Regions from separate parts of the Mus musculus genome. Here all the other regions are linked to region 1. A link is a loop called in an ENCODE intact Hi-C map of the cell type or tissue named here. Cell type or tissue: heart. All regions are shown on one strand. Region 1 overlaps Creb3l1 (cAMP responsive element binding protein 3-like 1). Region 2 overlaps Phf21a (PHD finger protein 21A). Region 3 has its middle 31 kb from the start of Gm31473. Region 4 has its middle 4.1 kb from the start of Cry2.

Region 1 (5,000 bases):
CTAGGACCTTGTACACACCGCACAAACACTTTACCACTTCGCTAAGCTCCCTTGCTATGTTTTTAGTTTTTGTCTGTTTACATATTTTAAGTTTTTAGTTTGTTTATTTTTTGAGTATGTGTGTGCACACCATGCTGTTACCTGTGCAGGTTAGATGGCAAATTATAGTAGTCAATTCTCTCCTTCCACCCATAGGTACCAGGGACGGGACTGGGGTTATTAGGCTTGCTGGCAAGTACTTGTATGTGCTGAGCCATTTAACCACCCCTGTCACTTTTTGAAACATGTTCTTGTGTAGCCAGGTTGACCACAAACTCATGATGCCCTTGAAGCTGTCCTTGGACTCCTGATCCTCCTTCCCCTCTGGCTGCCTGGCCCAGTGCAAGGCTTCTTCCAGGCGTGCACCACCTAGCCTAACCTGAGTGCTCAATTTTTGAAATCAGGGTTTTTCTGTTTTGTAGCTCAGTCATGAACTTCCTATGTACTTGGGCATCCTTCTGTTTCCCAGGCCTCAGGAGAACTTGCTACATATTTTCTCCTTTCCTTTCTCAGACCCAGCTTCTCAGGCAGGAATGGGGTAGGGGCGGAGCCTTCAAACTTCACCTCGCTACCTCTGCCCTTAAAAATCTGTTTTAAGACTATTGCGCCACCTGCTGTCCACTTCAGGAACTGCATGAACACTGCTGGGTGGAGAAGTGCAGTATTAACCAGGATTCTGTGCTGGGCAGCACCTAGTTCTTGCCCTCAGTTAGCAACTGAGACAACAATGGAACTCCCCAAATAAAGCTAATGTGCTACAGGTGCTGTGATAATGGTAAAACAGCAATAAATGAACATAAACAATGGCCCATTTACTGACTGCACTACACACTATGTCAAGTGTCTTTCTTGTGGAATCAGGGTGCTGTGGGGTGCAAGGGAGGAGAGTCAATATCTCTGTGACTGGTGCTGCATAAGAAAAGGAAATCCATCCTCTCCTGAGAAGTCAGGAGCAAGAGTTAGGCACCCCTAAGCTTCTACAGGATGACCCAGCTTCCCACCATGAGTCAGGTCCCCGAGACCCAAGCCAGGCTGCAGAAAGCCTACCAGGAGGTGACCTTTTATATCTTGACTACAATGGGCACCAAAGCATAGAGGCCCAGTCAGGAGCCAGCCAGGGCTCCTCAGGAGAGGCCAGGATGCAGACATGGCTGCTGTACCTGAGTCCCCATGGTGACTTCTGTGCCTTCCTCAGGACCCTGCTCCAGCAGCTGCAGAAACTCCAGACTCTGGTCACCAGCAAGATCTCCAGACCGTACAAGATGGCAGCCACGCAGACCGGCACCTGCCTCATGGTAGGTGCTACTCCTTAGCATAAGGCAGCAGGGGGAAGCTCTTCTTGAGGCTAGCTCTCCAGGACAGTGAGCAGAGTCTGAGGGGACCAGTGACCTGTCCAGGCCAGTTCTAATAGATGTGAGGTTGATGCTGCTAAATCTAGTGAAAGGCAGGTCCTTGGAAAAGTGGCTTCTATAGATTCAAGGAGTGTGATTCTTCTTGGGATGGGTGATAGGGAGAAAATAAAGGAGCCCCCCTCAGGGTCCCCAAGGCTAGAGGGGACACCTAGGTCAGGCTCAGCCTCTGAGTGGCTCTCTTCCATTAGTCTGTCCTCCCTGGTAAGCACATGTTGCCTCTGACATTCTAAGGGCAGGGCCTCGCTGGAGCTCCCCGGGGCCCTTGGCTCCTTCTCAGGCTCAGGCTGCGAAGGTGATGTGGCTATGTGTCCTTCTCCCTGGTCACAGTTGCAACCCTCCCTTCCCCTTCCCCCCTTCCCCTTTCTTCCTTTCCTGATTTCTCTATAGGTGAAACCACACAGAACCCCGCCCTCTGGTCTCTGGTCCCTTTCATGTCACTAGATTGGATTAAAGGTGACTTGAACAGCCTGTGTCTGCTTCCAAGAGAGCAGCCAGCTCTGGGGAGGCATTTGGGGGAAACTGAGCCTTTTGCGTCCAATGCTTTAGGGTGAGGAGAGTTGGGAGTGGCCAGTCTTGTAGGCCTGCCCTGCCCCAGATCCGACTAATAATAGACTGCTCTGTCTACTACTAGGTGGCAGCCTTGTGCTTCGTTCTGGTGCTGGGCTCCCTTGTGCCCTGCCTTCCTGCATTCTCTTCCGGCTCAATGACTGTGAAAGAAGACCCTATCGCAGCTGACAGTGTCTATGCAGCCAGTCAGAGTAAGTACCTCCAAACTCTGGGTGTTAGCCAGTTACTAGAGAGAAGCCATATCAGCTGCACTCACACCTTTAATCCCAGCACTCTGGAGGCAGAGGCAGGTGGATCTATGAGTTCAAGACCAGCCCAGTCTACATGAGGAGTTCCAGACCAGCCAGGGATACATTAGTGAGACCCTGTCTCCAAAAAGTCTGGAGTGCTGGAGAGATAGATGGCTTGGTACTGGCTGCTCTTTTAGAGGACCCATGTTTGGTGCCTAACCACCCATATGGTGGCTCACAGCCACCTGCAACTCCAGTTCCAGGGGATGAGATGCCAAATTCTTGTCACCGAAGGCACCAAGCACCCAGGTAGTACACAGACACAATGGCAGGCAAAGCATTCATACACATTAAAAAAATTAAAAATAAATATTTATAAGAGATTTGGGTTGGCATTATCTCATTCTATACTCTTTTTTTAAAGATTTATTTATTATTATATGTAAGTACACTGTAGCTGTCTTCAGCCACACCAGAAAAGGGTATCAGATCCCATTACAGATGGTTGTGAGCCACCGTGTGGATGCTGGGAATTGAACTCAGGACCTCTGGAAGAGCAGTCAGTGCTCTTACCTGCTGAGCCATCTCTCCAGCCTGAGGACCAGATTCTTTGCCTCTCTGAGATCCTTTGGCGCAGCGATGTGGAGAGGGCAGACTTAGTGGGCGGCAGAGTGTTCTAGGGACAGCAAGTGAGTGTCAGTCTTCAGTCATTTCTGATGTGACAGTGTTAAGAAAGCCGCTGAGGCACAGGGGACCTGCAGCAGGTGTCAGGACTCTGCTGGGAGTGCCTACCCCTGGGGAGCATGGTAGTTGTGATGTGGGTGCCACCCCAATGGAGTGCGGTGTGGTTCATTTCAGAATCAGTCACAGCCGGCTCTGCATTTGCTAGTTGTGTGAGCCAGGGTGCACATCTTGGCTTCATGTTGATTTCTAGACTCCAGAAACTGCCATCCTTACAGTGAGCATATACCTTGCCTTCTGGAATAGCTCCTGACATGAGGGGAAAGACAGGCCACGAACAGCAAGAGTATAGGGAACAGCAAAGATTAGCATGGCTTTCAGAGGTAGAGGCCACTTCCGGTAGACCCATGGAAGAACTTCTAGGCCATCCTTCATATGCCAGGGACATGAATCTTACGTGGCTGAAGAGAAAGAGGAAACAGATGAGAGGTCAGAGAGAGGGGAGAGCAGGGAGTGTATGGAGAGGAGGGGTACTGCGGGGGTGGGGGTGGGGGCGGTGAGCAAGGCTGAGAGGCTAGAAGGGAGGACAGGAGCTGGGAGCTGGGAGGAGAACTGAGAGGAGAGGGGCTGCGATGGAGCGGTGGGGTGGGGCTGGCGCGGGGGCGGGGCGGGGCGGGCCAAGGCTATCAAGGACAGAGGAGAGGAAGCAGACACAGAAGAGGAGGGGCTGTGCTAAAGTACAAACCCCAGGGAGGGGGAGGGAGGACATGAATGAGCCTCTGGAGGGAGTGAAGCACAGGGCAGGGCAGAGGGCACGTCTGAGGAAGGAGGTGGCTTGTTGAGCGGGCTGGTTTCCGGACTGCAGCTTCACACAATGCCAGGGGCCGCCTTTTCCATAGATTCTCATAGATTAAACCCTGCAGGGGAAGCTGGGAGGCAGGCAGCAGACTGGAGCCAGGAAGCCAATTTACGGGGACCCTTGATGATGAGCTCTGGGAAGCGGGGCTTAAAGCACCTCATTCCCAGGGCTTCGTGTGAGATTTAATTGGCTTTAAGCTAAGGGCTTTATATAAAGCCTGGCACGGGTGTCCAACAAACATTCTTTTTTTTTTTTCTCTCCCCTTGACTTCCCAGAGGAACTAGCCTAGAAGAGAAAAGAAAAGGGTTTCCTTAATTCTCCCAGGAAGTAAGTGGCACGGGAGGATTCGAACCCAGCTCTCAGCAGGTCCTGTCAGTGTGATCCTAGCTTCTTAGGTCAAGGCCTAAAGAGCGTAGGTGTAAGGCTTACACGGGCTACAAAATTAATTAATGGCCTGCCTGAGCAACTTAGTGAGACCCCCCCCCGTCTCAATATAAACGAGAGAGAGAGAGAGAGAGAGAGAGAGAGAGAGAGAGAGAGAGAGAGAGAGAGAGAGAGAGTCTTGACCTAGCTATTACGAAGTTCTGGGTTCAGTCCTTAATATAAGGAGGGAAAAGTCCCAGTTCCCAGTAAGCAAACCATTATTGTCTTGCTCAGAAGTGCTACATTTTTGTGAGCTCCGAGCGGGGCGTGGTGGCGCACGCCTTTAATTCCAGCACTTAGGAGGCAAAGGCAGGCAGATTTCTGAGTTTGAGGCCAGCCTGGTCTACAGAGTGAGTTCCAGGACAGCCAGGGCTACACAGAGAAACCCTGTCTCGAAAAGCAAAAAAACAAAAACAAAAACAAAAACAAAAAGCAGCACAGCTTCAATTGTTATACTGCGTTTACTCATTGAATCCTTGAATCTCCGTGAGGTTGGTTATACTATCCCCATTTTACAGATCAACAAACTGATGCCCAGCAAAATCAGAGCAGAGTGTGTGACTAGCCTAAAATCACATAGCCAGGGATCCTCAGGGCTAGGAGGAGGAGTCAAGCCTGTAAGATGTCAGAGGCTGTACTCTTCATGCCCGGCAAGTGAATGAAGCAGATCCGGCAGAGGGCACATACCTGAGGGGCCTCCGTGGCTCACCCTGGTTTTCTCCACAGTGCCTTCCCGAAGCCTACTGTTCTACGATGATGGGGCAGGCTCATGGGAAGATGGCCGAGGTG
Region 2 (5,000 bases), 340 kb before region 1:
TGAAGTCAGAAATTCTGAGAATAGAACCTAGTCTAGAGAGTTCCTGCTAACTGTGCTAATCTGTATGACTACTATGCCAGATGGCCTGCCAACTAAACCTGCAGTGACCAGATTCCTTCTAGCAAAGAGAAAAGCCATACTACTAGCAAGAAGGCCTTCAACTTAGAGCTTAGGTGCTAATAAAATCAAACCATAAGATGCCATTAACATGGAAGTCCAAGACATGAAAAGATGCCCAAGACCTAGAAAAGACTGTGCTAAAACACATAGTTTGCTTCTGTTGTTTTAAAGTTCAGTTAGCAAGTAAATAGAAAATATCTGGAGGTATGTAATAGAAAATGTTAATACTAATTAACTACTGGTAGTAAAATTAATATAATAGAAAATGCATAGGTTGTAGGGAGAGTATCTTTTATAATTTATATTTCTGTGATATTTGCATTTTTAAAATCATGGATGCTGTTTGTATAATCAGAAAAAGAAATGGAAAAAATAAGATGAAAATGTGTTTGTGTGTGTGTATATATGTTTTTTTTTAATGTATATGAGCACACTGTCACTGTCTTCATGTATACCAGAAGTGGGCACTGGATCCCACTGCTGATGGTTGTAAGCCACCATGTAGTTGCTGGGAATTCTGGAAGAATAGTCGTGCTCTTAATCGCTGGGCCATCTTTCCAGCCCCTTTTGTTTTTTAAGATAGGGTTTCTTTGTATAGTCTTGGCTGTCCTGGAATTAGCTTTGTAGACTAGACTGGCCTTGAACTCAGAGATCTACCTGTCTCTGACTCCTGAGTGCTGGGATTAAAGGTGTGTGCCACCACTGCCTGGCAAAAAGCTTTTTCTTTACTTAGCAAAAGGTAAAAGAGAAGTGATGGAAAGTGGCACTGTGCAGTCACCTTCTGAGGTGCACAGAGGCCCCACAGCACGACTAAGACTCAGCACAGCTTCAAGGACTTGTCCCTTACGCCCCTGTACTTGAGCACACGACTTTCCATATTTAAGCACCAAGGCCCGACTGCCACACAGTCTAAAAACTTCTGATTTAGTTGGTGTTAGTAATTTGTTTCAGAATAGCCCTCATAGCACTTCCTGGTGTTTGGGCAGGCTCTGCAGGAATGGTGATGAGCTGTCTTGTGTGTTTCCTAAACACAAAGTTTTATAATTCAACTCTGCTGCCTGGGAGTGTGTATGCAAGATTCTTCTGTTTAAGAAGGCCAAGGCAGCCTGTGACAACCCCACCAGGGGCCGGGCTCTCTGAATCATGGTTGGCCACCCGCTCAGGCAGAAGACTGAGACTCACCAGAGACTATTTTCTCATGGATGAGAGACCAAGTCTGAGTGATTAGAAACAGCCCAGGACACTGATGGTTTGAGACAAGCACATGATTGAAAATGTTCATAGTAACTAACTACTACAGGTAAAATTTTGTAAAATATTTCAGAAAATGCATAAGTTGGGGGAGAGAATCTTCTACAACTTATATTTCTGTGATGTCTGTATCCTTAAGTCACATGTATTATATCTATATAATCAGAAAAGGAAAAGGAAAAATAAAATGGAAATTAAAAAAAACAAAACAAAACAACTTTTTCTTTATAAAGTCAAGTGAGGTTTAGCGATGGGAAATGGGACCATGAAGCCCTGTCAAGGAGCTCAGTGCTCTACAGCTAGAGGGCAGTCCTGGCTTGCAGCCAGGGCTGGGAGCAGGTGGCAGCCATCTTGCAGCCTAAGCCTCCTGGATTCCAAATTATAGACTGCCCCAGCAGGCCAATGGCTAGTTAAAGCAACTTCTTGAAAACTGTTTTTCTCTGAAGCCTACTGTTGTCACTGCTCTTTCTCTTGACAGGAAAGAGTGACGGTTAGAAATCCCTTCTCCCCAAGGCTGCTCTTGTGCCTTCAAGGTTTTATTTTTGGAGGTAACCAGTTTTCCTCTAGTCTTACTAACTTTACTAAATTATGATAAAAATCTGAATTTAGAAAATATAAAGGTAGGGCTTCAATGTTTGAACTAAAATAAAATGTCTGCTACATGTAGTCTAGAAAGTTACAGTTTGGTTCTATGTCATCTGTGATGATCAAGGAAGTTTCTGAAATGAAATCCCTTCTCTGCTTTGTTTATTGCTCCTGAGTGACGCTCCCAGTTGGGTCTTCACTTGGACTCTCAGTGGGTAAAGTAACCATGGTATTTTCTGTTCCAGTATGGGGTGCTTCCTCCCTGAGGCAGAGGGGCCTGTCTGTGAATTTCTGCATCAAAGCCAGCAGGGGGAGCACATTTACATAAGACTCTGAAGCCTTGGGAAAACAATTCAACTTAATTCAGGAGAAAGGCTCTTTTGAATGTGAGTGAATTATCATACAATAAAGTGATAGGATGTTGATTTGGTGCTGAGATGAAGAACACTTGAGAAAGAGTATTTAGAAAGCGTCCAGCAGCTGCTGTTTCAAGGGCAAGGCTATTGCCACAGCAGGTGCAGACACACTCTGCCCTTACCTGTTTCTCCAGGCTTGGTTTGCTAAGCTGTACAGTCTGAGGTCCAGGGAGTCTGGTCCCTGGAGTAGCTATGACAATGCTGGTGAGCTGGGCCATGGGGAACGTTTTGGCTATGGTTGCAGTCTGTCCATTGACAACACGGACAGGGTGGATGGAATTCTGGGATGTGGGGAGGGTTGTGGGTGTAAACTTGGTCAGCATGACAGGCCTCTGGATAAGCTGAGGAGCTGCAAGCATGGGAGGAGGCGCTGGAGCGATAGGAATGTTATTCTGGGCCACAGGCTTGGGTCGAACCTATGAGAGAGAGAGAAAAAAAATCTGCATTACCAGAAGTAGCAAGTCTTCCAGTGTTTCCAAGCATACTGGTACCAAGTGTGGCCCATGACAGTCTTCTTGTTTGTTTGTTTGTTTGTTTGTTTGTTTTTTGAGCCAAGGTTTCTCTGTGTAGCCCTGGCTGTCCTGGAACTCACTCTGCAGACCAGGTTAGCCTTGAACTCAGAAATCCGCCTGCCTCTGCTTCCCAAGTGCTGGGATTAAAGGCGTGCGCCACAGCCGCCCGGCCAATGACAGACTTCTAAGTCTGAATGTTTAGGTTAATTTAAAATGATCCCGTGATGGCTGCTACTGATACAGCAGCAAGACCTTGTTGCTACACCTATATACATTTCTAAAGCACAAAAGCTTCATGAAATCTACCAACATATCACATTAATTAATTTTAGTTTGAAAAACATGAACTAAACCTTTGATTCTTTCCTGAAAGCCTTTCATACAGCTGTTGTGAGAAAGAAAATAGGCAGTCAGCTGGGCAGTGGTGGCACACGCCTTTAGTCCCAACACTTGGGAGGCAGAGGCAGAGGCAGAGGCAGAGGCAGATGGATTTCTGAGTTCAAGGCCAGCCTGGTCTACAGAGTGAGTTCCAGGACAGCCAGGGCTACACAGAGAAACCCTGTCTCAAAAACAAACAAACAAAAAACCAGACAGACAAAAAACAACAACAACAACAACCCCCCCCCCCAAAAAAAAACCCAAAGAAACCAGGCAGTCCATATAAAGTGCCTAGGACTAGAGGCAGAGTCTCTGAAGATCAGCTCATGACATTTTAATGTCCAGCCTGTGCTTCCTGTCCATTTCCAACCTGTTGTCTACCAGCAAAAAGAGGGAATCTCTAAGACATCCAGTTAAGTATTTGCCTGTAAACACTTCCATAGACCCCCTTGCTGCTAGGACTCAACCCACATCTCTGCACAATGGTGACGATCCACAGGCTCGCTCTTCTCCAGGACACTTTTCCAGGATCTTCTTTAAGTCTAACCTGGGTAGCCTCATGGTCTCTGCACAGCCACAGCAAATCTCCTTGGCTTTTTGAATGTACATGGTGTGTCTCCACTCAAGACATGAAAGCCTACTTGGTACTCTCAGCCTGGGACATTTAAAAAATTCCTTCTTCAAAATATATCAGACAGACTTTACTAGGGTTTTAGGTCTCACATTGAATGTAGACTATTCTAGGAAATCATGAATGTACTTTCTCAGTCCAGAATGGTCTGTGTCCCATCCACACGTTCAGTCTACCGTACTCCCCTATGGACGCTAATACCCTATAGGCAACTGTGATGCTGCTGCAGCTGTGTCTTGGAAATTAGCATATTCAGGACACAATAGCTTGGAACGTTTGCTACCAACAGTAAAGATCTATCTGATAAATAAGAGGATGGTCTTCTCTCATGCTAGTACTATATGACCCCTCACAGACAGACTCCTTTTTCTCTGTGTCTGAAAGCTATACTCTCAGAGCATAAGTGTTGGTCTTTCTATTGGATGGACTGCTTGGGGTCGAGCAGAGTCAGTCTAGTTGCTGGGTAGAAAAGCCCGATGCAGACCCCTATGCCAACTCCTGTAAGCCAGGTGTCACAAGGGCTCGTCTGGCTGTTGATTCTCCTTCTAGTCTTTTTTTTTTTTTTTTTTTTTTTTTTAAAAAGGGGCTGCTTGCCCACTCCTCCCCCCCACTTTTAAAAAAGATTTATTTATTATATATGTAAGTAGACTCACTGTAGCTGTCTTCTGACAATCCAGAAGAGGAGGTCAGATCTCATTACAGATGGTTGTAAGCCACCATGTGGTTGCTAGGAATTGAACTCAGGACCTCTGGAAGAGCAGTCAGTGCTCTTAACCTCTGAGCCATCTCTCCAGCCCTCCTTCTAGTCTTTTTAGCAAAGTTTCCCTTTGCTAAATATGGCTATATTTCCCCCAACCAAGGTAATGGTGCCACGATGCTTCCCTCCACTGGTATTATCCTGGCCGCCTTCCTTCTCTCAGGTAGTTTCACTGCCCCTTCACTGCATGGGCAAGCCCCTGAGGATATCACCACACTTCCCACGGGTGGAGTTCCCACTGCCTCACTCACCTGTGGAAGGAAGTTTGGGCGTGGAGTGAGTCTAGGAGGAGGGATAAACTGTGGTACTTTGATGGGCTGAGGAGGTGTTGCTTGAACCTGCTAAGAAAC
Region 3 (5,000 bases), 73 kb before region 1:
GAGTGGAATAAAAGACACCAGATGGGCCACAGACTGACAAAGGATTAGTATCCAGAATATATAAAGAACTCCCACACATAGGACATGACCAAAAGATGCACTGTCAAATAAACCAATGGCCAATTTAAAAAGGAGGAGAGGCAAATGGCCAATAAACAAAGAGAGTATGTTCCTATCTCTCTCACTTGTAAGCAGGGAACTGCAAATTAAAACATTGAAATGCCATTTCACACTCATGGGTTTGGCAACAATTTTAAAGTTTGACATTAGCAAGTGCTGGGGATGTAGAACACGGGGAACTCTCACATAACGAATGGAACTGTGAATTAGTACAACCACTTAAAACCCATTCAGCCATGCCCAACAACGCTGCCAGGTTCTGCGTCCTGAGTCCCGCAATTCTGCACCCAAGTATCTACCCAAACTCTGCTTTCAAACTCGGGAATGAGATTTTTAAAAAAGCTATTATAGCATTGTTTCTAACAGAAAAACAAAGTGAAAATGAGCTAAATATCTTCTAGAAGACGGGAAAAATAAAATGTGCTGAATTCATAACGGGTCCCCCGTCAGCACTGAAAAAGTATGATCAAGAAATACGTACATTAATGTGGGTTCATGCTGCCTAGTTTTTAAAAAAAATCAAGTTACACGATTATATATTCAGTCTAATAGCGTCTCTTCAACGTTTAAAGTAATTTTAGATGATTCCATTAAGTGTCTATAGGCACCAAGATATGGAGTAAAAACATAAAAGCGTGTGCTGGGAATGAAGAAGCCCCAACGTGCTTCCCAACGTGATTCCTCTGGGAAGGGATAGAAATTGGTTCAAAGAATTCCACCCAGATCCAAAGGATCCGTGCCCTTTTAAGAAACTCTGGATTGAGTAGAGGAAACCTTAAGTAAGGAAAGAGAGCATGTGATACAGACAAGCAGTTTTTGTAAGCTTCAGATTTTTAAATGCAATTTTTTTAAATGCAGTTTTTGTAAGGTTCAGATTTCTTAAATTGGCCTTTAACCTTTCAAAGGAATATTTGATTGAGTCGAGGTTGGGTTGGGTTGGGTACATCGGGAAGGCTGGGGGTCCTTAGGGTGGAGGAGGGATGAGGGAAAGAAAAAAGGTGTTCTAGGTAGAAGGAACCCAGCTATGGGAAGAAGGGAGCAGAAGGGGGCGGGGCACAGACCTTTGGCCACCTAGAAAGGTCCTGTAGTCCAGAAACATTTCACACCGCCAGATAGTAGAACGGGGGATGGGACACCCTTGAAGAAGAGACTCCCTCTGGAGTTCAGCAGAATAAGGAAAGGTAATCGGAGAGGGAGTAAACACTGAACAACTTAAATAGTGCTACTCAGGCAGGGTCTAAACTGGGATTAGTTTATGAGGTGTTAGAAAATGGCAGACCTGCTTGCTCAGGAAGATGGGGAGGGCCTGGAGCGCCAGGCTTCTCCACAGAAGCTGCGAGGCTTGGGCAATAGGGGTGTACGGGGCTCGAAATACAGGAGGATGTACTCGGGAGACCTTGGAGAGGAAGATGTTAATACCCAACGGAGTGAGGGTAATTCACAAGGTCACAGAGGGAGTAGCGTAGACTGTAGTAACCACTGCAGGTAGAAGCATCCAGGACGCATCGCGAGTGATCGGGTGGGTGGTGTCACCTTCACTGCGACGGAGAGTAACGGGGACAAGATGCAGCGAGTTGGAGATGCGTGCGTAGCAAACCAAGTGGACTTGCGGGGCGTGCTCCGGGCGCTGCGGGCGAGTGGGAGGCGCCAGAGACAGAGGAGGAGTCTGTCAGAGCGAGCACCAAGGGAGGAGAATCTGAGCTGAGGCCCTGAGGGATGATGAGGAATGGGTTCCGGGAGGATGCAGGGATGGGGAGCATTATGTTGATGCAGAGCAGCCTCCGCGCGGGTAGCGGTGCGCCAGGCTGGGCGGAGCCCGGACACCGGAGCAGGGGTTGGCACCTCCGTCCTCCCGGCCAGGCTGCGGTCGGAGCCTCGGGTGCACCCCGCAGCGGCAGGCGCAGGGTCTGACCCAGGGAGGCTTTTCCCAGCCGGGCATCCACGTAGCTGGAGTACCACCCGGCCGTCCCGGGCCACTGCAGACGCCTGGCGTGCGCAGGCCGCGCCTCCCTAGCCCGAGGGCCTAGAGACGTCACCGAGGCTCTGACGCGCGCTAACCCGGGCGCGGGTTTCCTCCCCGCAGGTCCCGGTCCTTGCAGCCCGCCGCCGCGTCCTTGGCCCTCCTCCCGGGATTCTAATTCGGGAAGACTGTTTGTCCTTCAGCTACTGATAAGGACTCGAGTTTGTGAATAATAATAATAATAATTTTAACAATTCCGGGAAAGAAATAACCATACTCGAGAAACATAATAATAATAACCAGCCCGATAGACCTCTGCTCCTGTGCTCAGTGCTCTTAAGGACAATAATGACAACAGTCATAATAGCCACAGTTTATTAAGCGCTTACTCTTCCATCGCAGTGTTAAGCGCTTTGCAGGCAACAACCCTCGGAGGTAAGTACCGTTATGCTCCCTATTTTTCAGGAAACTAGGGCAGAGAGGTTAAGTAACCTGCCCCAGGGCACACAACTAGCTGATGTCAATGCCAGAATCCCAACCTAGGCTGCCTGTTCTAGTGTAATCCTCGAGCCAATCCGTCAAGGTCGGGAGCATTCTCTCCATCTTAAAGATGAGGAAAACAAGGCACATGGAAATTTAAGTACCTTGCCCAAGGTCACCTAGCTGGATGAGGCAGAAAGCGAACCCAGGGCTCCTCTCTGTCCGCAGAACCCTCGATCTTGGCCATAGGCGATGCCATTTCCAAACCACCTCGGATAGCCCCGGCTTCTGGGAGGCAAAAGCAGCCGCTGGTGGATTTGGGTAGATTCCTGCAGCTTCCGCTCAGCTGATGAACCGGGTGTTTTGGAGCAGCGTCCTTGCTCTGCCTTCAAGCGTAGGATGGGGACGCCTCTCCTGGAATCCAGACCCAGACTAGGCTCGGCGATCCCGAGAAGGGACGGAGCGGGGGCGGAGGCAGCGGAAGGAATCCCGAGTCCCATTTGACCAGCGGCGGGTCTAGGCTCCGGATTTGCACCATATAACCAGCAGAGGGCGCTGCCGCTCGCGCATGGAGTTTCCGTCCCCTCTGCCTACAGCCGCCTGCAGTGGCTTTCCTTCTCCAGGTGACTGAGCCCACGCCGCATTTAGACCGGCTTCTTTAGACCGATTGACATTCGTTCAAGGCTTCCCAAGTCCCAGCCGCTTCGATCTTGTTTTGTATAAGGGGGCAACGGCAGAGATTCCACTCGGTTAAAAGGCCTAGGTGTTTGCAAATTCAGCTCGGTCTGGTCAGGTCTTCCCTTCTAGTGAGCCCGAGGGTGATTTAAAATGGAGGTAGACCCTCCACTTGAAGTAGATTACAAATATTCTTTCCTTTTCCAAAATGGCAGATGATGACTAAAGAGAGAGCCCACAGACGAGAGGGTCTATTTTCATAACAGCCGCCGCCTATTGGTCGCACCAGGCCCTTTTTAGACCTTGATACAGTATGGCCTGTACCGTGGGGATCATGATTCCTGTTTGATGTAAAGTCAAAAAACTAGTAAATAATGACACCTGGATTTAATCTAGGAACTCCCTTAATTAACAGTTACATTCCCAATACCCAGAATGCACAAGCAGACACAACTGATTGGAAGATATTGGTTATAATCCCAAATCTACCGGTGCTTAGAACCCTACCATGGAATCGGGGACTTGGCCAGCTTTCTGAGCTCCCCCCCCCCACCCCGAACTCAAATCTCTAAAACAGAAAAATAAAATATAAAGGTGGCCTGAGAGCATGAGCTGGAGGCTTTTTGCTCAGGCTTGGAAGAATATCCAGTGAGGCTCAGTCACTTCCTATGTCTGGGCTCTGAAGACATAAAGGTGGATCTAGGAAAATCTGAAACGCATGGAAGGGAAGGGGAAAACTCTTTCTGTGGCTTTTACTTTAAACTAAGCCTCATTTTGCTATTTGTGCTATATTTTTAAATTAACGTGGCTCTCCCCACCCTTGAAATTGGCACACAAATAGCAAAAACAGAAGGAAGGCCAGCTCGCAGCTTTAAATGTGGTTCTCAAGAAGGAGGGACCGGACTTAAAAAGGAAATGGGAATTAAAATGAGGTGTCTAATTCAGACAGACTTTCCACGAGGAATTTAGATCACGGCTCTTGTAACAGGAGTGTTGTCTGGGGCTGGGGCTGGGTCTGGGTCTTGTGTCTAAATGGGAGTGCCCCCAATGAAGAGGTTGAATCTTCCTTTTTGAATACGCCTGCATCTCTGATCATCTGGGTGTAAGATTCAGGGGTGGGGTGGGGCCCTGCCCCCTGGATCTGTCTCTCAGTCGTCTTACTTTTCCAGAAGTTTGTTTGGAAATTCAATCCAGGTGTGACCGTCAATAATCACAACCTTAGGCGTGGTTAAGTAGAAGGACTCCTTGACTATAGCATTAGCAGCTGGTGGCTTTTCCAGACAGGGAAGCCAGTGAACAGATCTCAGGAGACTTGTCACCTAATAGCTGTCTCTGTTGCACTGTCTTTGAGCCAGAAGAATTAGCCCTCTTCACTCAACACAAGAGAACTCAGGCTGTCCTCGGCTGCCTCCTGCAAAATAGTGGGCCTCTTTGTCCTTCTGGGTAACGCCTTTCCTTCTGTCAGAGCATTCAGTCCACAAACATGTGACGACAACCCGAAACATACATCAGCTATCGATATAGCAGAGACCCCAACGTGAGCCCAAGGCGCATGGTTTCAACTTTCCTGCCGCGCTCCATGATATTAATAACTTTCTTCTCCAGCTGGCTCCTAACTCCCATTCCTTTGGCTCATAAAAGCACTGCTACCCAGACCGAAACAGATCGGGCCATATTTATGAAGCACGACTTACAATGAAAATCCCAAACTGACACAGTACTCCGCTGCTGACAGGAAAATGCTACTTTAAACAGCATTGACTGC
Region 4 (5,000 bases), 450 kb before region 1:
GGACAGAGGCAGGATGGGACAGAGCAGGAAAGACAACAGTGAGAGCCAAGCAACAGGTTTCAGTGGCAGAGAAGCAGGGCTAAGTTAGAGGTTCGCTGAGAGACTGCCGCAGAGAAAAGGCCAGCAGCCTTATACAATAAAGACATCTCCATGTCTTTATTATTGAAACCTAAGCCGGACCCCAAAGCCCTGCAATAGCTGAAACTTGTAAACACGCAAAGGGGGAAAACTCAGACACAGAAGGACAGATGTTGCGCGCCTCCACATATGTGAGGGGGACTAGTTTTCATGAGCTGGCAACAGAACAGAGGTAACTAAGGTGTTGAGCAGGAAGGAATGGTGGTACACTGTTTGATAGGTACAGGGTTTCTATGGGGACGATGTAATGTGACTAAAATGTTAATTTGTGTTGTACATATTTTATAATAGCAGAATAACACACACACACACACACACACACACACACACACAGGGAAGGGCCTGGGACATAGCTTCATTGGTAGAGTACTTGCCTGTCATGCACAAAGCCCTGGGTTTTACTCCCACCATTACATAAAAACCAGATGCATGCTGCACACCTGCAATTCCAGCATTTGGGAAGTGGAGGCAGGAGGATCAGAAGCTGGAGAAATTGCCTTGGTCTTGCAGAGGACCTAGGCTCAGTTCCCAACACCCACATGGTAGCCCACAACTGCCTGTAAGTCCAGTTCCAAGGGATCTGACACCTTCTTCAGGCTTCTGTGGGCTCCTGCATGCATGTGGTATGTACAGACTTACACAGGTGCACACACATACACATAAAAATAATACGTGTTTTTTTAAAAAACAAGATTAGGGTGGGCGGTGGTGGCTCACACCTTTAATCCCAGCACTTGGGAGGCAGAGGTAAGCGGATTTCTGAGTTCAAGGCCAGCCTGGTCTACAAAGTGAGTTCCAGGACAGTCAGGGCTACACAGAGATTTTCCTGTCTTGGAAAATCAACAAAATAAAACAAAACAACAAAAAAACCAAGATTAGTCTAGGCTATATGTAACTGTCTCAAAACCTCACAAAGAAAAAAAGAAAGAAAATGAATTACAGTGGCAGACACACAAGGTGACCAGCATACAGAAAGCAAGGTCAGAAGGTCCAGTGCCTCAGAGAAGCAGACTAGCAGAGGAGGGGGAAAGCACCATTGGCGGCCTGAGGACAGGTTCACGCTCTGTGCTTGCCTGTGTGGAGAGGGCTTGTTGACGCTTCTGGATGGGGAGCTCATCAACGTTAGCTGTGGGCCTCTTTCCATGTGGAAGAATTCTTTCAGTATTCTGGATCTGACCTCTTTCTTTCTTTTTGAGTTCTTGTTTTCTGCACAGATTCTTGCAGTGTAGCCTCCCAGCTTTAAACCTGCGCTCCTCTGTGTTCTTAGGGTCACCATATCTCCCTCTGCTCTGTTGCTTGTTCTCCAACTTTCTTATCATTTTCAATAAGCAGAAGCTCTTGAACTTATTGTCATTTAAAACTCCAGCTTATTAATTTTTCCCTGAATGGATGCTTTTCATGTCTTGTTCAAGAAATTATTATCTGTATCCCCCAAAAAGTGAAGAAATTCTTCTCTACTGTTTTAGTTTAGTTTGGAGTTAGCTTGTGTAAGTGTTGGGAGATACAGCCAAGTGTCTCCTTTTGGTTTTTACACTAGGGTACTGGGTTGACCCATTAGCATTATAACAAAAGCCATTTTCCCACATTGCACAAAGATATCATGTCATAAATGTAATGTTCACATTTTTATTTTTTATTTTATGTGACTGAGTGGTGTGTGTGTGTGTGTGTGTGTGCCTGGTGCCTGCAAAGGCCAGAATAGATTCCCTGGAACTAGAGCTGCAAAGGCTGTGAGCCACCATGTGGGTGGGACTAAACCCAAGCTCCCTGCAAGAGCAGCCTGAGCCGCCTCTCAGCAGTCATCCACTCATTCTTATCTGCTTCTGGATTCTCAATTAGGAGCCTTTTGTCTAGTTACCTTCCTCTCATCCTACACAGCACCTGTCGTTTTCCTCGTCTCTGTTTTTCTTTCTTCTCTTTTTTGTTTTTTTTTTGTTTTGTTTTGTTTTTTGTTGTTTTTTGTTTTGTTTTGTTTTGTTTTTTTGATACAGGGTTTCTTTATGTCGCCCTGGCTGTCCTGGAAGTCACTCTAGACTAGGCTGGCCTTGAACTCAGAGATCCGCTTGCCTCTGCATCCAGGCAGCTGGCTTGAAGGTGTTTGACACTACATCTGATTAGGCTATTTTTCGAATGAAGGTAGCGTAGAGAATTGAAGAAGCTTGTCCGAGTAAATACGTCATTTATTAGTTAATTGTGGAGCTGCAAACTGAACTAAGAGAAAGTTTAGCGACTCCTCAAACTGAATAGTTGAAAGGACCAATATATATTTTTGGGTGTATTCTTGGAAGCTGCACCAAGACTGGAATCCAGATGGATTCGTGCTTTCCAAGTCCCACCACTAGAGGGCGTGAGAACCTTAAAATCTCTATGCTTGTCCCGCCCTCTGCGTTGTCACCTTTCCACCAATCATCAGATATTTACAGGAAGGGCAGGTCCAAATCAGAACGTTTTCACATATGGTCTCTACAGAGGACTTTGACCCAAGGAAACAAACAAAACAGGGCTGATTTATCTTAAAGGTGGTCAGGGAAGACAGCATTCACTTTCTGGATGACCCATTACATCCTTGAAGTACCAGGTTGCCCCTTGGGTCCTCCCCTCCTTCCTTCTGCCTTTAGTGGAAGATGAACCAGCCATTTGTGACTCTTTTAAAGAGGGAGGTGGGGAGCTCCGAGGTGACCAAAATAGAATTCAAATTTCTGCTTCTTTAGTCATGTGCAGGTTTGTGTGCCCTCACTCTGGTATCTCCACCGTACTCATTTTAAGACACAAAATTACAAAGTGGACTTTGTCCTCTGATGTCCTTTCAGGAGTCAAAACTGGTGTTCTGACCCTTGAATGTCGCCCAGGTACTTTACCCAAGCACTGGACATCCATTCTGTGGAATGAATCATCCTTATCAACTTAAGTACGCAAGCCACACAAAACAAAGACGATGACACAGCAAGATGGAACCAGTTCACAAGCAGTAGAGGCCACACTGTCCCTCCCTCTGGTTCAGATGTTTATAGATAGTGTCCATGAAAAATGGCTGAGTTGTTAGGCTTATCTTTGTTTTTCATTATTGCTGTAATATTGAGGGTTTTTTTATGATTAAAAGTCTCATTTACTGGGTCAATTATGGAATACAGGTCATATGTAAAAAAAGGCTTGGGAATTGCAAAGAAGGAAAAATTGGATGCAGATCCTGCTTTCCAGAATAGCAACTGCTCACTGTGCCCAAGGAACTATGTATCACCTTGCTGTATCTACTAAGAAAGGGGGGGGGGGGCTGCCGGGCGTGGTGGCTCCCAGCACTTGGGAGAAAGAGGCAGGTGGATTTCTTTTTTTTTTTAAATAAATACATGTACATTTTAAAAAAAAGATTTATTTATTATTATATGTACGTACACTGTAGCTGTCTTCAGACACACCAGAAGAGGGAGTCAGATCTTGTTACAGATGGTTGTGAGCCACCATGTGGTTGCTGGGATTTGAACTCTGGACCTTCGGAAGAGCAGTCGGGTGCTCTTACCCACTGAGCCATCTCACCAGCCCGTCAGGTGGATTTCTGAGTTTGAGGCCAGCCTGGTCTACAAAGTGAGTTCCAGGACAGTCCAGGGCTATACAGAGAAACCCTGTCTCGAAAACAAAACAAAACAAAAAATCCACAAAAAAAAAAAGTGAGGGGGCCTGGAGAGATGGCTCTGTGGTTAAAAGAACTACTTGTGGTGATTTGAGTAAGAATGGCCCCCATAAGCTCAAATACTTGAATGCTTGATCCACAGTTGGTGGAACTGTCTGGGAAGGATTAGGAGGTGTGGCCCTGTTGGAAGAGGTGTTTCACTGGGGTTGGGCTTTAATATTTCAGAAGCTAAAGCCATTGTTAGTTAGCCTTCTCTGCCTCCTACTTGTGGATCAGATGTAAGCTCTCACAACTACTCCAGAGCTGTGCCTGCCTGCCTGTCTGCTTCCATTTTCTTCATCGTGATGGTCAGAGACTCTAACTCTCTGGAACCATGAACCCCCGAATTAAATACTTTATAAGTTTCTCTGGTCAGGGTGGTTTACCATGGCGATAGAAGAGTAATTAAGACTCTGATCTTCCAGAGGAAGATCCCAGCATCCACATCAGGTGGCTCAGAACCTCGTGTAGACTCCAGCTCCAGGGGACCCAATGCTCTCTTCTGGCCACACTGATGTCCACATGCAGATGGCATCCATGAACAGACATACACATAAAAAATAATAAAAATAAGCAATAACAACAAGTCAACCAGCTTGTCTAGGGTCATACTGAGCAAGCAGAATTTGAGTTCAGCCTCTTCATAAACAAGAGAGAGCAGCCCCAGGCTGCAGAGAGCTCACAGTTTATAGACACAGCATTATGGGAGTTTAGAGGAGAAGAGAAGAATTTATTCCCTGAATGGCCATTTGTGAATGGACCACCCCTTACTCTCCCTGTTCTCTTCCTTGTAGGGGGACCCAGGGAGATAGAAAAAAAAGAGAAAAGCATACAATACCTCAAAAGAAAAAAAAAGGGGGGGGGTAAGCCGGGCTTGGTGGCGCACGCCTTTAATCCCAACACAGGAGGCAGAGGCAGGAGGATTTCTGAGTTCAAGGCCAGCCTGGTCTACAAAGTGAGCTCCAGGACAGCCAAGGCTCTACAGAGAAACCCTGTCTCGAAAAACCAAAAAAAGAAAAGAAAAGAAAAGAAAAGAAAAGAAAAGAAAAGAAAAGAAAAGAAAGGGGACGCGCGAGAGATGGTTCAGAGGTTAACAGTGTGTACGTTCCTTGCAGAGAACCTGACTTGGGGGTACTTCTCAGCACCCACAACAGGAGGCTGGTAACAGCCTTGTAACTCCAACCCCCAGAAACACTCT

The links. Peaks named below come from ENCODE experiments on the same cell type or tissue, not always from the same donor. Only the 100,000 strongest peaks of a DNase experiment are listed, where the experiment ranks them.
Region 2: a loop joins it to region 1, with 6 times the contacts of the local background. A loop is called at or near these places in 20 of 42 quality-filtered maps.
Region 3: it touches region 1 in a loop (7-fold over the local background); 31 of 42 quality-filtered maps call a loop at or near these places.
Region 4: a loop joins it to region 1, with 20 times the contacts of the local background. A loop is called at or near these places in 20 of 42 quality-filtered maps.

Annotation. Positions count from the first base shown.
Region 1 is chr2:91,983,370-91,988,369 of GRCm38, reverse strand. Creb3l1 (cAMP responsive element binding protein 3-like 1) reads left to right here. Exons shown (of 12, transcript NM_011957.2): 9 at 1,235-1,334; 10 at 2,083-2,209; 11 at 4,938-5,000. Among named protein-coding and RNA genes, the nearest start is that of Dgkz, 36 kb to the right of the region's middle. In heart, CTCF peaks have their summits at 2,072 and 3,708; DNase peaks (open chromatin) are centred at 619, 2,179 and 3,719; H3K4me3 peaks cover 851 bases; H3K27ac peaks cover 2,748 bases.
Region 2 is chr2:92,328,303-92,333,302 of GRCm38, reverse strand. It overlaps Phf21a (PHD finger protein 21A), which reads right to left. Exons shown (of 19, transcript NM_001362829.1): 9 at 4,902-4,991; 10 at 2,495-2,788. Among named protein-coding and RNA genes, the nearest start is that of Large2, 40 kb to the left of the region's middle. In heart, a CTCF peak has its summit at 2,260 (motif pointing right); no DNase peak of the experiment used is centred here.
Region 3 is chr2:92,056,734-92,061,733 of GRCm38, reverse strand. No RefSeq gene overlaps it. Among named protein-coding and RNA genes, the nearest start is that of Gm31473, 31 kb to the right of the region's middle. In heart, a CTCF peak has its summit at 1,949; DNase peaks (open chromatin) are centred at 1,953 and 3,073; H3K4me3 peaks cover 2,251 bases; H3K27ac peaks cover 1,350 bases; H3K27me3 peaks cover 2,532 bases.
Region 4 is chr2:92,435,654-92,440,653 of GRCm38, reverse strand. No RefSeq gene overlaps it. Among named protein-coding and RNA genes, the nearest start is that of Cry2, 4.1 kb to the right of the region's middle. In heart, a CTCF peak has its summit at 2,473 (motif pointing right); a DNase peak (open chromatin) is centred at 2,503; H3K4me3 peaks cover 286 bases; H3K27me3 peaks cover 582 bases.